Linked DNA regions of Mus musculus: region 1 is linked to region 2. The links are chromatin contacts, found by Hi-C or POLR2A ChIA-PET in ENCODE. All regions are on one chromosome and are shown on one strand. The core of a region is the stretch at or near the end of the contact, and the rest is flanking DNA. Distances in the headings are between cores, read along the strand shown.

What was found. Hi-C counts contacts between places; a loop is a spot of excess contacts on that map. ChIA-PET counts read pairs that join two places held with the same protein, here RNA polymerase II (POLR2A).
Region 1: a loop to region 2 is called in a map of heart, with 4 times the contacts of the local background. The contact joins the promoter of Lin9 here to the enhancer-like site in region 2. A Hi-C loop is called at or near these places in 6 of 37 maps with a recorded cell type or tissue (gastrocnemius, heart, left cerebral cortex and 1 more). POLR2A ChIA-PET finds 5 or more read pairs at or near these places in 3 of 5 experiments (all embryonic stem cell).

Annotation. Positions count from the first base shown.
Region 1 is chr1:180,639,585-180,643,543 of GRCm38, reverse strand. It overlaps Lin9 (lin-9 homolog (C. elegans)), which reads right to left and starts at 2,394. Exons shown (of 15, transcript NM_001103182.2): 1 at 2,147-2,394. The coding sequence starts at 2,225.
Region 2 is chr1:180,603,337-180,607,722 of GRCm38, reverse strand. No RefSeq gene overlaps it. Among named protein-coding and RNA genes, the nearest start is that of Mir6904, 18 kb to the right of the region's middle. Within about 2 kb of position 2,979, at least 3 of the 3 ENCODE cell types and tissues checked have a DNase peak (open chromatin) inside an H3K27ac peak, as active enhancers do; they include gastrocnemius, heart and left cerebral cortex, where a contact is called at or near this core.

The DNA.
Region 1 (3,959 bases), core at 1,145-3,644, 36 kb before region 2:
CTTCCCCAAGTCCCAGAGACATTGCATGGTAGTATCAACAATTAGGTTATACATAGTGTAACAGTGTAGCTAATATCTGAACCTCAATGTAAACCCTAAGTTTGTACAAAGAACAAGTAAGAAAATCCTTCTCCTAAAGGTATGCTCACAGACACATCTAGAGGTGTGCTTTGCTGATCTCCTAGGTATTTCTCAATGCAATCAAGCTATCAAAATTAACCATCACCACAGGCATGAGGAAAAGCCTAAGTGGCTCAGCTCTGGTGGGCTGCTGACCAACAACCGTGTGACTGCAGGTGAGACAGCCCTGAGAAGTCACAGAGCGTACCCATTACAGATGATGAAACATTTTACAGTACAGCCCAGGCTGGCCTCCAACTTAAGAGTTAGCCTTTTGTCTTAGCTCACATGTGTTAGGTTAACACACGTCACGGTGCCCAGCTTAAGAAAAAAAATCTCTTCAGATGGCAGGTAACATTCTACTTACTTGAATTATCTATATTTTCAAGCATCGTAAATATCAATCAACCATATTCTCCAAACAAGAACGATAAACTTAGGGATATTCTATAGATAATGCCTTATCAATACAGTAATCACTAGCTATTTAAATATAAGTCAAGATTAAATAGAAATAAAAGAGCAGCACCTGAGCCATCTAGTCACAGGTGACTACCGGTTGCTCACTGCACACTAGAAAAGTGACATCTCCATCCACCATCGAGAACGTTCTTTTGAGACTTAGCACTGGTCTAAATCAAAATTAAAACACAAACATTCTGAATACTGGCAACCTGAACTTCTGACTTAACAATATAAGAAATACACGATATCAAAGAAAACAGAATTAAGAGTTATCTCTCTTTTAAAGGCATATTTGCGTTGCCCACAGATACATCTTACAGAGTTCGAGTTTTTTCTTTGCTTTTGAAACGGGTTTCTCTGACCTGACTTCCTGTTGGGGCACACCAAATGGTTAAAAAACAAAACCACTACTTTATTTGTCATAAAAATGATACAATCGTTCTAAATACAGATTGCTCAGTTTGGAGGTTTGTTTGTTTGTTTGTTTTCCAAGACAGGATTTCTCTGTGTAGCCTTGGCTGTCCTGGAGCTTGGTATGTAGACTGGGTGGGCCTCGAACTCGGAGATCCACCTGCCTCTTCCTACCGAGTGCTGAGATTAAAGATGTGCGCCACCACACCTGCGAACCTTTCGTTGACCAAGGGCTACAAATACACACCACAGAGTACGTGTTGCTTCAAGACCATTTTGTAACTAAAATGCCTTTTAATAATGTGTGCAATATGAAAATTACAAAATTGTTCCCTTGTCCTTAGGTCGCAGAGTAGCTGGCTTTACTGTCTGCGGACAGGTGAACATCCGTCTCAGAGGTTGTGAGTATAGAAGGAGAAGTGAGGCAGTGAACAGGGGTGGGTGTCAGGCAGAATAACATACTTATATGGGCTGCGGTGCTCACATCCGTGTGTAATGCCCACCCCACAGTCTAGAGACACATCCACTCAGGAGGGAGACTGGGAATGGGGCTACCTCGGCACTGTATCCCGGCTGGATCATCTCCGGAAAGGTCCAGGGCCACCTGTAGTCCCAGGGGAAGGGGCCAAGCCTGTGTGACACGGAAGAAAACACTTCCAGGATGGACGCGGGGGGTCGGGGGGAGCGATCACAAGTGCCTGCAGAAGCAGGAGCCGTCAGAGGATCAGATCGGAGGCCCGGGGCACCAAGAGGGGCTGTGTCCCCGGTGCCCAGCCCGAGCCCTCCCGGCCCCCGGCCGGCGAGTTACATAACCGGGCGGGCGAGGAGGACGGCGCCCGCAACTGGGGGGCCGCTCTTCGCCCACCCCGGCCGGCGACAGCAGTCGCTCCGGGAGAGCAGCCGCCGACTCCGTCAGGACAGGCTGGACTCCCGGGCTTTCGGTTTCCGGCGCTGGCGCTCGCACAACCCCAGAAACAGACACACAAGACACCATAACAAAGGCGGCGACGCGGCGGCAGCGCCTGAGGAGGAAGGCCGGGGACTGCGGTGGGCTGGCGGCCATCCCACCTGCCCGGCAACCGGACTCGGCCGGTGCGACCCCGGGACGGGCAACCGGCGGGAAGGAGGGCTGCTCTGAGACGCTACTTACTCTCGTCAGGCAACTGGTCGAGCTCCGCCATCTTGAACGAGCCGCGCCGCTTTTTCAAAGGCTGCCCGCCCCGGTGCATTGTGGGGCGGAGACTGTCTGCGAGGGAGGTTCGAATGAGGAGCTCGCGGCCCGCGGCGCCTGCTCCCGCCAGGCCGTCCGGCTCCGCCCGAGCCCGGCGGGAGGGGGCCTCGGGGCCTCGCCCGCACCCCGGGCCGGGCCCGGAGGAGGACAGGGGACGCCTCGCCGAGAGGCCCGGTAGGGCCGAGCGCGGGGGGCGCGGCGCCAGCACCGATGCGCCCGCCCGCGCCGCCCCCCTCGCCTGCGCTCGCTCCCGGCGCGCGGCCCGCGCTGCGGCTGCGGGAACTGCAGGCCGGTTCCCGAGGGGAGCGGGACGCAGGCCCGGGCCGGTGGCGCGGCGGACGAGACCTGGGTTCCTGGTCGCTTGGCACGGAGGGGGCTCTGCCCAAAGTAACGTGGACTCGGCTCCCCAGATCGCGTTTCTCCGGCGCCCCGGCCCCTGCCCTTCCCCCCCACCGAGTGCCCGGGCCGCGGCGTCCGCTTCGCCTGCAGGTCACGGACGCGGGGTCCGGGCGGCCCGGGCCGGAACCTGAGCTGCGAGCGGCCGGGACGAGACCTTGAGAGGTCACCAAGTTGGTGTAGGCCGAGGGCTAGTGAACTGTCCTGCTTTCTTTCTCTAATGCGCTCCACCCGAGACCGGTAGTGAGCTGGGAGCCTCACAGTGACTAAGGATGCTTGGGGAAGACACAAGTGACACTAGCCAAGTGTAATGAAACTGGATGGGGATTCCTCCCTTGCTGAAAGAAGCCGGGAAAGATTTCACGGTTCCCATCTGTAACACTTTCTAGTATTTAAACCACGGTGGCTTTTCAACTACTATTTTTACAAGCGTGGTTGATCTCCGGGGTGGGTCTATTCTCCAGGGATTTATGAGGAGGGGGTAGTCGGCGAATGGAGAATTTAAAACAAAACAAAAACGAGTGGATGAGTGACTTCCACAAACTAAAAAGTTTAAAGATGGTTCAGTGAGGTGAGAGCAGATCTAGACAGGCCAGCCCAGGCTAAGTTGGGCTTGGTAAAAAGAATAAAGCGAGGTCTTAAGTAGTACGAAGGGCAGGCTTTCATTTCTTTTCTAGAACACATTCAAGAATGTGAGGCACAGGTTGGAGAAAGACAAGATGAGACTCTTGGGCGAGCAATAGAGTGGAAGACTTCAGGCTCAGGAAAAGGGCAGCAGGCTGTGAAAGTTAAGGGTGCAACTTGGGCTGCTACTTGTATCAGTCCCAGGCAAGCTTAATACTTGTGCTTCAACTTCTCCTCAGTAAAATGCAGGCAAAAATTCCACTCTTGCTTAATGAGTGGAAAGAACTTATAATGGCTCCTTGCAGCCAGCTGTTTGCTGCTACAGCCTCCAGTTTATAGACAGTAGGGAGTACCGCTGAATCTGGGGTGGAGGGAGGGGCAGGATGGAAAATCCACCTTTCGAGAGGTGAGGGGAAAGACTAGTGCGAGCAAGAGAAGCACATGGGTGCTGGCCCTTCTGGGCCCAGGGTAAGTGGGGGAGGAGGTGGGCGGGAAGTAAAACGTTGTAACAAAGTAACCTAGCCTTCTGAGAGAATCTAACCCCCCCTGAGCCTTCTGAACACATTCAGACCAGCCTGCCTCGTAACAGGAAACTGGTCCTGCTTGGGACTTGGGTGTCTTCATCAATTTGAAAATGAGATCGGGCATAATTTAACTCTCTGAGAATAAAAGAGCAGCAATCAACATGGAGGAAGCTGAGAGAGAAGAGAGA
Region 2 (4,386 bases), core at 1,730-4,229:
AGATCTGCAGGCAGCAGGATGAGAGACTCTGGCCTTGGAGTGGACTTCCTGAAACCTCAAAGCCCACCCCCAGTGACATACTTCCTCCCAACAAAGCCACATATCCTAATCTGTCAAACAGTTCCACTTCCAGGGAACCAAATATTCAAAGCTATGAGCCTATGGGGCCATTGTCATTCAAACTTCCACAGAGCTTTTCTGACCCTTAGAGGGAATGCCATCTCAAAGTGCACCGTAGGCTGGAGGCCAAGCCTTCTATACATGGCCTTTGGGGGCACAGATGAGACGCACAGCTCTCACTGTGAGTGGGTAGGGAGTCATGAGGGGTGGAGCAGAGGCCCAGCACAGGGCAAAGACACAGAATCACAGAGGAAACACAAGAGAGCAAGCGGGAGGCAGGAGCTTAGCTGTCCCAAGTGCCCAATATGACCTCTGCAGTCATGGAGGGCCGGCCAGGCCTGCAATTAGCACCAAGAGCTGCTGTTTAAACTATTCTGAGCAACAGCTTCTATTTCTGTGCTGGTTTACAGCTTTCTTCACAAAGTCGCAAAGAGTGGAGCAGCTAAGGGAGGCTTAGCAACGGCCTGCAGCTGTTAAGTCCTTGAGATCATGGATCCTGGGGATGTGGATGAGCACCGAGAATCCCCGTGGGAAGAGTTTGCATTCCTCAACTGCCTTCTCCCCAGAGCATGGCCACTCCCCACTTCTTGGTTTTTGCTGAGACAGTTACCTCCTCTAATCAGGTTGCAAATGTACTTTCTGTAAATGGAACACAGCATGTGGTCCCAACCTTGGCCAAGGAGAAGAGAGGTGTGTGTGGATTCGTGGGTCGCTTGCTGGATGGAGATGCTGGGAGCCTTGCAGCCATGATGGGAGGAACCCAGAAACCTCACTAACAGGTTCTGTAATAGTCTTCTTGACAGGGGGATCCTATGTGTGCCCTTAAGGCAGGTGTTGGGCTTTCTGATAGTAGCCAGAAAGTAGCTCAACTAACAGGTTGGTTCTCTAAACTCTATTCAGGAAGCCTAAGCACTCTGGTCTTACCTGACTGTCCCTTCTCGTCCTGAATTTCTCTTCATGTCCAATGTAAAGAAAAGCCAATAGCAGGTTGAGTCAAGATGGGGCTATTTCTTTACTGGAAGGGTTGGTCTGGTCCCATTAAACTTTGTCTTCTTATATTGTGGAGGGGTGTGCTATATAGCTACTTCCTTTGAACTGAAATAGTCCTTCATAGAGGCCCATAAGAATCAGGAAATGAAGGAAACCTTTAACACCTAGGAAATTCCTGAAGTCGGTCTGATTCACAAGGCCCACCCCCCCAAGGTTATAAGCAGCAATTTAGTGCTAAGAAGCCTTTCCTGTGAGGACCCACAGCCCGCAGGCTGGGTGGAGCTTCCGGGATGCAGCTTGCATGGGTTGTCATCCATGCTGAGAGTGGGCTTTTGGTAATGCAGCTGTCTTGACCCCTTTGTAACCTCTTATGCTACTGTAATGACCCAGAAACCCTCACAGGCTCACTAAGCTAGGCTTGGGTGGAGTTGTTTCATTGGTACCTTGTTAGTGCAGCCTGGGACAAATGGCCATTTGTTTACATCTCCCTAAGAAAAGTTACACTTCAGTGGGGTAGGATGGTTAATCTCATTTGTCAATGTGATTCGATAGGTCTAGAAGATTGGTTCTTAACCTTTCTAATGCCGTGACTCTAAAATACAGTTCCACATGTTGCAGTGACTCTCCAACCACAGAAAGTATCTTTGTTGCTATTTCATAACTGTAAGTTTTCTTTACTCACTATACATCACATATGTATATATGTATGTATATGATCACAGTCCCCCTCTCTCTCCTCTCTTCCCAGTCCCACCCATACAAATCCCTCCTCCCCTTGGGTCCCACCACATTCTAGGGCATCTAGTCTCAGCAGGACTAGGCACATCCTCTCCCACTGAGGCCCAACCGGGCAGTCCAGGTCAATAAGGGGACCCAATGGCAGGGAACAGAGACCCAGACAGCCCCTGCTCCACTTGTTAGGGGACCCACATGAAGATCAAGCTGCACATTTGCTACAACTGTGTAGGGGGTCTAGGTCCAGCTTCTGCAGGTTCACTGGTTGGTGGCCCAGGGTGCACTAGCCTTCACGGTCCCAGGTTAGTTGACTATGTGGGTCTTCTTGTGGTCATAAATGTAATTTTGCTACTGTTATGGGTGGCACTGTTCCCTGGGTTAGGATCCTCAACTGTATACAGTGCTGAGCTGAGCACAGCTATTCATTGTTCTTGATTGGAGATGCAATGTGACCAGCTGCTTATAGTTCCTGCTGCCTCAACAGACTGTACCCTAACCCTTCCTGGGGTTGCAGAGATGGTTCAGGTTGCTTCTGTAGGGGAACTAAGTTTGACTCACCCTCCCGCAAACACACTCTCCTTAAGTTGCTGATGTCAGGGTGCTAAGACAGGGGTAATAAGAAAAAAAAAATACTTGGAGAAACACAACTTCTCTAGAGTCTCAACTTCCAGACTCGCCAACTCCTTAAGTGCCATGAAGCACCACCTATGAGAGCTCCAATGTCTTCTGGAAAAGCAGTCCTCTGGAGCTTCAAGATGCAGCTCATCACCCAGAAGCTGCTCGGTGGATGGTTCAAGAAGCCAAGGTGGCTGGCTCCATTCTCATTTTATCCAGGAACATAAAGAGCAATAGGTATCCCTGGGACATTGGGGACACCAAGAAGGCAGCACCAATGGTCACCTGCCCATCAAACCACTCGGAGAAACAAAACCCTTTAAAATTAGGTTTCTGAAATTCCCAACAAATGCTAGAATCATAGAAATCACAATTCAAAACTTTGGTTACTGGTTGTAACCCAAAGTAGCACGCTGGCTTATTCAAATCTAGAAAGCCCAGCCTGGTCCCTGGGTGAGTAACAGCGCATGGCTAAAATTAGCCTGGCCATCTGCTGAGACAGCAGCTGCCTATTCTAAGCCCTTGAGAGCCTGCCTGGAAGTGGGGCTGGGCTTCCCAGGGAAAGAGCCAGAGAGGCCTATGGCCTCGTGGTCAAGGGGAGGACAGGTCAGACAGTTAAAGACTTAAAGGGAGCCAGGTTCATAGAGATTGGAAATGCAGTGCTGGATCCAGATTGTATTTCCTAGCTTCTTACATTCTCAGGATGTCAGATGGATAGTGGATCGGCTGATTTAGAAGACTGTCACACTGTGTTTGGGGACTCAGATGACCTATGGAGTTGAAGGCTGTCTATGGACCCCATCTCTCATTTCTGTCCCGAGAGTATTGTCCTTCAGAGTAAAGACTATTTAAACGATTAACAGTCACTCATCCCCAGAAAACCTCCTCCTGAAGTTTGCTGGACTTAAAATTGCAGTCAACGCCCCTATGTGACCGCCCCAGCCTTACCTCTGATTGGACACAAAGCCTTAGCTGGTCCTTTTGCCATTTTTCATAGCCCAGTTTGTACTTGATTTTTATACTCTCCCCCTTTCCTTTTACATGAATGAGTATTTTTGCCTGCCTGCAGAGGCCAGAAAAGCATGGCAGATCCCCTGGAACTGGAGTTATAAATGCTTGGGAGCCACTGTGCAGGTGCCAAGAACCAAACCTGGATCCTCTGCAGGAGCAAGTGCTTCTAACCACTGAGGCATCTTTTTATCTTTTTAGCCCTGCTTCCCACCCCAACTCCTTTTAACTGGTACTGTTAATAAAATCCTTGCATATGCCAAGTCCAATAAAATCACTCTCTCGGGTATTAGCACATTCATTGCTAAGTAATGGATCCCACCAAGACAGTCCATACATATTTACCACAGTGTCCTCTTACCCTTTCTTCAATATTTTAAAAACTTTGTGTGTGCTTGTGTACTCAATGTCAGGATCCAGAAGTCAACGTTAGATGCCCCCCCCCCCCCCCCGCCTTCACCAGAGTCCTTCACCGAGGCTAGTTTTCCATCCCCTTGTTCTCAGCCCCAAATCAGCTTTTTAAATTATTTTTATTATATGTAAGTACACTGTAGCTGTCTTCAGACATTCCAGAAGAGGGCGTCAGATCTCATTACGGATGGTTGTGAGCCACCATGTGGTTGCTGGGATTTGAACTCAGGACCTTTGGAAGAGCAGTCAATGCTCTTACCCGCTGAGCCATCTCGCCAGCCCCCCAAATCAGCTTTTCATGAGACGAGTGTCTCATAGTGTAGCCCAGGCTGGCCTCTACCTTCCGAGTGCTAGGACTCAGTAATGTAATAGCATGCTCTCATCAGTGTGCACTGTGTATACTGTGCTAGCCCTGGATCTCAGCTGGCCTAAACTCATTCCTGAAAGCCAGGCCCTGATGTTTACAGCAAGGTCAAGTTCCAGGCACATCACTCTACAGCAGCTTTG